Regions from separate parts of the Homo sapiens genome. Here region 1 is linked to region 2. A link is a contact called in ENCODE Hi-C or POLR2A ChIA-PET data. All regions are on one chromosome and are shown on one strand. The core of a region is the stretch at or near the end of the contact, and the rest is flanking DNA. Distances in the headings are between cores, read along the strand shown.

Region 1 (4,092 bases), core at 916-3,415, 230 kb after region 2:
TGCCTGCCTGGGCTGCTCACAGCTCTGCGGTCGTGCGCTCCGAGGACCACTGCCACGAGCCGTCCCTGCTAACCCTGTTTCCGCTGCCTCCTTTACTTTCTTTGCTCACTTTGCTTGGACGTTTGGGGGCCAAGTCAGAGTTTAGGGAAAGTTTGTCTCCCCCCATGTTCCCTGTGTCTTAGGCTCCAGGAGGTAGGAGGAAGGAGTCCCAGCGGGGGTCCAGGGCCCCTGAGCAGGCAGGTGTGTCTGGGAGTGGTTGGGGGAGCGGAAGCTGGACAAGCGGAGCTGGAGCCCTCGGGCCTGGGGGCAGGCAGGCGGCTGCAACGGGCGGGCGCAGGGGGTACAGCCGGGGGTGGTTTCCACAGTAACCAGTGACTTTAGCTGATCTCTGGAGCACCAGATGGAGAGAGAACAATAGAATGAGGGAAGAAAAGAGAATTTTAGCAATTTTGTCATTCCCTGGGCAGCGCTTTTTACTTAGTTTTAATCAATTTTGGACCTGGCTCAGGAAGTAGGGAGGGGTGAGCAGAGAAAGCCACTCTGTGCTTGGCAGCAGATCCCCCATTTCTGGGACCTGTGGGGAGGTGCCGGGGAGCCCCCTTGGGGCAGCCTTTGTCCCTAACTCCAGACCTGGAACCAGAGTCTTCCTTCCCTGAGGAGGACCCCCCAGTCTGAGCATTGGCAGTTGTCCCCAACTGTACAGCTCAGGAGACCCCAAAGGGGCCAGTGTGAGGCCCTGGCATGATCTGCCAGGAGCAGATAGGGCAGGTGGGGCCCTCCCTGTCCTATTGTCCACAAGCCTCATTTGCCTGGTGAGGAGAGGGGTGGGCTTACCACCAGAGTCAGCCTCCCCCTCAACCTCGGGGCAATGGCACAGGGTTCCTGTATAGTCTCCCCTTGGGAAGGGGGTCCCAGGGAACAGGCCCAAGCCTGTGGCAGGTGGGGGTCACCCAGCCCAGGCGCTTCCCACCCCCGGGCCTGGGCCAGAAGCCCAGGAGCTGGCTGCGGGCCGGTTCTCCCCCACCCACTCTGGGGATGCCTCAGGCCTGGGTTTCCGCCTTAGCCTCGCCAGGCCCCAATGAGCCTCTGTTTGGCCTGTAGTCAATTGACCGGTTGGACTTGGGGCAGGTGCTCGAGGAGCCCCACTGAGGGAGGGCAGGTCTCTTGTGCGTACTGTCCAGCACATACAGGAAATTTAGCATTTCTGCCCACCCAGCAGCGCCTGCTCATTGTGGCAATCCCAAACCGCCACATTTCCAGATGCTCTTGATCTGCACTGTCCATTGTGGTAGCCACGGGCCACGTGTGGCTGTTTACATTTAAATTATTAACTAAAGAAAAATTTAGTTCCTCAGTTACAGTAGCCACATTTCAAGTGCTTAGAAACCACTTGTGGCTAGTGGCTACTGCAATGGAAATGAGAACATTTCCATTGTCACAGAAAGTGCTAGATGATCTCCAAGGCCCTTTCTGAAACTCAGTGTCCCTATCCTCAGTCCCAAACCAGAGCCTGAGAGCAGGTCTGGCCTGCAGGCAGAATGTTTGACCAAAGCAATGTTTTAAATATTGGAAATTTTCACACGAAATTCTGTTTGGGCTTCTGGCTTCTTTTGAAAAGTTGGCAGATGAGCTGCCCTGGGCCCTCACCCTGACCCTAGGCAGGGCACAGGCATTCTGGCCACCACAGACCCTGCTTCCTCGTGCTCGCAGCACAGGCAGCAGTTAGGAGCACAGCCTGCACTGCCCCTTACATTTGAACCCTGGCTCTGTTGCCCGAGGGCTGTGTGGCCTCAGGCAGGTCACGTACCCCCTCTGTGCCTAGCTTCCTGGTGGGGTCAGGGCAGGGGTGGAGTGAACCAGGACCTGGTATGTGCTCTGTAGTTGGCTCCGCCTGGCCCCTGCAGACCAGAGTCTGTGACAGCCTGGGAGAGGTCCCAAGATGCATTTTCAGGGACCCTCATTTTGCCCCAACGGTACTACCAGGTGCACCCAGGCCCAGTAGACCACAGTAGACCCTGACCCACCACTTTGCCAGGAGGTGGGGCTGGAGCCTTGGATGGAGGGCGTAGCCAAGCAGCCCAGACCCTTGGGGTCTGCCCTGGGTGTGCTCTGAGCTGAGCCACCAGACACAGGCAGACAAGACAAGGCCCTGTCTGTGGGAAGGCAGCGCCCCCTGCTGGCGATATGAAGGAAATGACGCTCACCCCAGGGAGCCTCAAGTCCTTCCTCAATGTCTGGTGCCCTGAGGGTAGAGGATCCAGCACCATGGGCTACGTGGCCCCTCCCCCAGGCCTGGCGCTACTAGGGACTGAAGCTGTGTGGTTCCCCTGCCCCCAGTCTTTCAGCCTGTGGGACCTTGGCTGGGGTATATAGATGGGAATTTCTGCTTTTAATCCAAAGAGACAGAAAGAAAACTCAGCAAGAAGCTGGGCCACCCCCAACCCATTCCTAAAACCCCTCTGGGTACAAAAGCCCCAGCCTGGCATCTTCCCCACCCTCCAGGACCCACACAAAAACCTAAACAATTGGAAACATGGCCAGATCTCAGGCCTGTGCCAGCGCCAGCCATGGGGGTCCCACCCGCTGGGCACAGTGCCCACGGGAAGGCCAGCTGGACTCTAGCACTAGGGGCAGAGTCTCTGAGGGGGCGGGGTTCTCGCAGGAGGGAGGGAGAGAATGGGGATGCCCTTTCTTCTCCATGGGAACAAGGTGGGTGGTGGCTGCCCGGCACCCTGGCTCTTTGGGAGCTGGACCCTTGAGGGGCCAGGTCACTGGGCCAGGTAGGAGTGAGATGGGACCTGCCCCAGCTGTTCTCAGTATCGCCTCTTTTTCATCCTGTTTCAGTCCTGGTTCCTCTGATAAGATCGACAAAAGAAACAACAAAATGAGAAGAAGAGGTTCCTCGAAAGGGGGGAGAAGAAATTTTGAGAATGGAAAAATCCCCCAGCCCAGCCCAGCCCCACCGAAAAGCAAAAATTACACGTCGTCAGCCACTCAGCCCTTCTCTCCTCCAGCCCGGGGACCCCCGCGGGCCCCAGAAGCAGCCCAGTTCTCAGAGAGCCCTTGGAAGGGGTCTCGGTGGAGCTGTGCACCAGCAGCCAAGCAGAAAGAAACACGCGACATGGACTCTGTCAAGTAGAGGACAGAAAGCAAGAAAGGATGCAGAACTGCCTTCCTCCCCCTGACCCCGCCCCGGCCTTCTGGGGAAGGAACAAAGTCCCCAAACAAAGCAACCAGCACAATTCTGAAGGGGCCTGGCCTCCACCCTCACCCCTTCCTAGGGGAACCCCACCCTCCACACAGCCGGAGCTGCCCTAGGGAGCCTGGAGGGCCAGCTTGTAAAGATGATGGGGTTTAGATCCCTCAGGCTCTCCCCTCCAGACTCCGCCCTTCCCTCCCTCCCTCCCTCCCTCCCTCTCTGCCAAGGCTCCAGCTTCTTCCCCCAGCTGCTCCCGACCAGGAGGGGGAGAGCAGCCTCCACTTACCCCACCCCACCCTTGGGCTAAAAGCCCCCAGGCGGGCAGGGGGTGACCCCTGGAGCTAGTTGCGTGTCCCAGAATGGAGGGTGTTCTGACACCCCACCCTGAGCCGCAAGAGCAGTCCTGGGGCCCTGGACCCCTCTGTACAGTCCGTAGGAAAAAGTCGGAATGCTCTCGACGGCCTCGTCCCAGCCTGGGACAGGCCCCCTTTCCCCTCTCTCTGCAGGCCAGGAGGGCCTCCTTCCTGCCACGAGGGAGGGGAGTCGGGCCCCAGGTCGCCCCCGCCCCCAGCCCTGCATGCAGGTGCCCTCGCTCCGCCCCATCAGTTCCTGCCCCTGCCCCTCATGCAGACTGCCCTGCTGGGGCCGGGCCGGAGGGTGGAGCAGAAAGGGGACCCCGGAGCCGAGCGAGGAGGACCAGGCAGCCGCCGCTGCCGCGCTAAGCCACCACCTGCGCTTAGGTAGGCGTCCTGCTCGCCGACTTTCAGTTCCTTGGGAGGGTGTTGGGTGTCGTCCTTTTCAAAAGTGTTTTGGAGCTTTCTGTGCCCCCCGACTTTCCCCCGCCTCCCCGCCCCCCACGTGGCCACTTTTCTCTGGATTTTAGCTGTAATGTC
Region 2 (3,670 bases), core at 1,155-3,654:
GAGTGACCCTGCAGGACCTCGGGAACCCAGGGCCTGGTGGGGGGCACAGCTCTCCCTTGAGGGCCCTCCTCTGGCTGGGGCGTGGGCTGACAGCCTGCCCCCAGGTGTGTGGGACCCCAGAGTACATCGCGCCCGAGGTCATCCTGCGTCAAGGCTACGGCAAGCCAGTGGACTGGTGGGCTATGGGGATCATCCTCTACGAGTTCCTGGTGGGCTGTGTGCCCTTCTTCGGAGACACACCAGAGGAGCTATTTGGACAGGTCATCAGTGGTACGTGGCTTGGCAGTGTACAGGGGCAGAGTGTGGTGTGCACGGAGAGATGGACAGGCTCAGGGTTCCAGGGATTTCAAAAGCGACCCCCCAGAGGATCGCTTGCACTCAGGAGGTCAAGGCTGCAGTGAGCCATGATCGTGCCACTGCACTCCAGCTGGGTGACACAGTGAGATCCTGTGTCCAAACAACAACAACAACAAAAACCGCCCCTAAGTTCCGTTTTGTTTTGCAGATGACATCCTGTGGCCCGAGGGGGATGAGGCCCTACCTACGGAGGCCCAACTCCTCATATCCAGCCTCCTGCAGACCAACCCTCTGGTCAGGCTTGGGGCAGGTAAGTCCGCCATGCAGAGGAGCTGAGGGCCCACTGATAGAGAGCAGGCCTCCAAAACCCCAGGCCCAGCCTGTGCTGTGGCCCCGGGGCGGAAGACATGGGGGGCGGGGCTGGGCTGCTGGGTTGGCCATCAGCTGTGGCTGGAATCCCTTCCGTCCCAGGCGGCGCTTTTGAGGTGAAGCAGCACAGTTTCTTTCGAGACCTGGACTGGACAGGGCTGCTGAGGCAGAAGGCCGAGTTCATCCCCCACCTAGAGTCGGAAGATGACACTAGCTACTTTGACAGTGAGCTGGGACACCAGGCACGACCTGGGTCGAGGGGTGGGATCCGGGAAGAGGGACCCTGGGGTAAGTAAAGCCTGGGATAGGGCCTGGCTAAGTACCAAGATGTGATGCCTAGGTGCGAAGGTGGTATTTTGGTGGGGGCGGGGCCAAGTGGGGCGGGGCTGACATACAGGCGGGGCTCAGGCTGAAATGTAGGTAAGAACCTGAGATTGGGCTAGGTGTGGGGCCTGGCCTGGGTGAGTTGTGAGTGTGGGCCTGGAACTGAACTAGAGAGAGGTACTAGCGCTCAGAATGGCCTGGGGTGATGCCAGGGTGCAGAGCACTGTAGGTGGAGCGTGGCCTCTTTGGAGGCGGGGCTAGACGGTGCCACTGAGAATGGGGCAAGGACCTTGCCTGGGAGCGGAGCCTAAATTAAATACACTAATGAGGCAGGGGCGTGGCCTGACCTGAAGACTTGTAAACCCGTCTTGAACCAGGACTGGGCTCCTGTGGGGATGTGATATGAGGAGGAACCCCGTACCCTCAGTCACAGCCCATACCCGCTCCCCAGCCCGCTCAGACAGGTATCACCACGTGAACTCCTATGACGAGGATGACACGACGGAGGAGGAGCCCGTGGAAATCCGCCAGTTCTCTTCCTGCTCTCCGCGCTTCAGCAAGGTGGGCCAAGTCTGGGTGTGGGACAGGGCGAGACCCCAGGAGGGATGGGGCTTGGAGAGACAGTGAGAAACAGGTTCCCTGGTGCCCAAGGTCTCAGGAGCGGGAAGTTATTGATGGGGCGGGAGTCTGGAAGGTGGTAAGGCCACGCAAGAGGCAGGTTCGGGAGTCTATGGGACGGGCCTTTGGCACTGAGTGGAATCTAACAGGAATCAGGACAGTTGTGCAGATTGAGGCCATGGTGGGGCGGGGCTAGGTGTGGGTGGGGCGGGGTCAGGACGTGGGAATGAGGCCAGCAGCGAAGGCGGAGTAAAGCCCAGCGAAGTCTTGCTTTTATTTATTTATTTTTATTTTTTCTAATAACGGGCAGAGAAGCCATAGGCCTTGCTTTGAGAAGCAACTTGTAGAGGCGTGCAGGGCCTAGCCTGGGCTAAGGAGACATAAATTAAGGGGGTTGCTGGGAAGATGGGGCTGTGTAGAGAGCAGATTGGTCAGGGCATCGTCGGGGCAGAGCCTAGAATAAAACGCAGTGCCTAACTTTGTGGTGTGGGGCCTGAACTGAAGAATTGTAGGTTGGGGGATCATGCACAATTGGGCGGAGCCAGGCCTCGGAGGGTGGAGTGCGTTTTGCGGGGGATCCACTGCCAGGAAGCTGATTAGCTCCGGAGTGAAAGTGGAACCCGGGCTGGACTTGCCTCCCACCACCACCTACAGGTGTATAGCAGCATGGAGCAGCTGTCGCAGCACGAGCCCAAGACCCCAGTAGCAGCTGCAGGGAGCAGCAAGCGGGAGCCGAGCACCAAGGGCCCCGAGGAGAAGGTGGCCGGCAAGCGGGAGGGGCTGGGCGGCCTGACCCTGCGTGAGAAGACCTGGAGAGGGGGCTCTCCGGAGATGTGAGCAGGGGAATGGCGGAGTTTGGGGGCGGGGTCGAAGGGGGCGTGTCTTCCATAACCACGCCCCCTCCATGCAGCAAGCGATTCTCCGCGTCCGAGGCCAGTTTCCTGGAGGGAGAGGCCAGTCCCCCTTTGGGCGCCCGCCGCCGTTTCTCGGCGCTGCTGGAGCCCAGCCGCTTCAGCGCCCCCCAAGAGGACGAGGATGAGGCCCGGCTGCGCAGGCCTCCCCGGCCCAGCTCCGACCCCGCGGGATCCCTGGATGCACGGGCCCCCAAAGAGGAGACTCAAGGGGAAGGCACCTCCAGCGCCGGGGACTCCGAGGCCAGTGAGTGCCCTATCGTGCTGCCTTCCCCAATCTTCCCCAATGTCCTACTGGTCATATAGTGAGCATCCCACGAGCCTGGTGCTGTTTATGAAAGATCTCAGGTCCTATTCACATTGCAATTTGGGATTTTTTTTTTTTTTTTTTTTTTTGAGACAGAGTCTCACTCCATCACCCAGGATGGAGTGCAGTGGCGTGATCTCGGCTCACTGCAACCTCCACCTCCCAAGTTCAAGTGGTTCTCGCACCTCAGCCTCCCGAGTAGCTGGGATTACAGGCGCGCGCCACTACCCCCGGCTAATTTTTGTATTTTTAGTAGAGACAGGGTTTCTTCATGTTGGCAAGGCTGGTCTCGAACTCCTGACCTCAAGTGATCTGCCTTCCTTGGCCTACCAAAGTGCTGGGGTTACAGTCGTGAGCCACCACACCCAGCCCAATTTGGGATTCTTAACATTAGAAACACCCCAATACCATGGTCAGTCAGTGATACAGACCGATACAGACTATGTCTCTATATGAGGAGCAGTGAGGCATGCAGGTTACCTGCTCAGATGAAACTCACCATCCATCAAGGGTAAAAAGTGGAAAGAGCATTCCAGGCAGGGAAACAGTATGTGGGAAATCCCTGGCCTTGGACTAATTCCTAACACACTTGCTTTCTGTTGCAGCTGACCGTCCACGCCCAGGTGACCTCTGCCCACCCTCGAAGGATGGGGATGCATCAGGCCCAAGGGCTACCAATGACTTGGTTCTGCGCCGGGCGCGGCACCAGCAGATGTCAGGGGATGTGGCAGTAGAGAAGAGGCCTTCTCGAACTGGGGGCAAAGTCATCAAATCAGCCTCAGCCACTGCCTTATCTGTCATGATTCCTGCAGGTAATGCTGGGCCCCACCTGGCAGGGGAGGGG

What was found. Hi-C counts contacts between places; a loop is a spot of excess contacts on that map. ChIA-PET counts read pairs that join two places held with the same protein, here RNA polymerase II (POLR2A). Pooled maps may share reads with other maps.
Region 1: a pooled map shows a loop between it and region 2 (2.8-fold over the local background). The contact joins two enhancer-like sites. A Hi-C loop is called at or near these places in 2 of 50 pooled maps. POLR2A ChIA-PET finds 5 or more read pairs at or near these places in 4 of 52 experiments (Caco-2, K562, activated CD4-positive, alpha-beta T cell and 1 more).

What each region holds. Positions count from the first base shown.
Region 1 is chr19:13,091,791-13,095,882 of GRCh38, forward strand. NFIX (nuclear factor I X) reads left to right here. Exons shown (of 11, transcript NM_001365902.3): 11 at 2,845-4,092. The coding sequence ends at 2,859. Among named protein-coding and RNA genes, the nearest start is that of LYL1, 9.0 kb to the right of the region's middle. RefSeq lists a silencer at 3,728-3,817. Within about 2 kb of position 2,166, at least 22 of the 41 ENCODE cell types and tissues checked have a DNase peak (open chromatin) inside an H3K27ac peak, as active enhancers do.
Region 2 is chr19:12,865,212-12,868,881 of GRCh38, forward strand. MAST1 (microtubule associated serine/threonine kinase 1) reads left to right here. Exons shown (of 26, transcript NM_014975.3): 15 at 105-270; 16 at 506-607; 17 at 769-891; 18 at 1,442-1,551; 19 at 2,263-2,441; 20 at 2,519-2,766; 21 at 3,432-3,638. Among named protein-coding and RNA genes, the nearest start is that of DNASE2, 14 kb to the right of the region's middle. RefSeq lists enhancers at 1-354, 355-1,142, 2,364-2,658 and a cis regulatory region at 1,940-2,720. Within about 2 kb of position 2,405, at least 5 of the 41 ENCODE cell types and tissues checked have a DNase peak (open chromatin) inside an H3K27ac peak, as active enhancers do.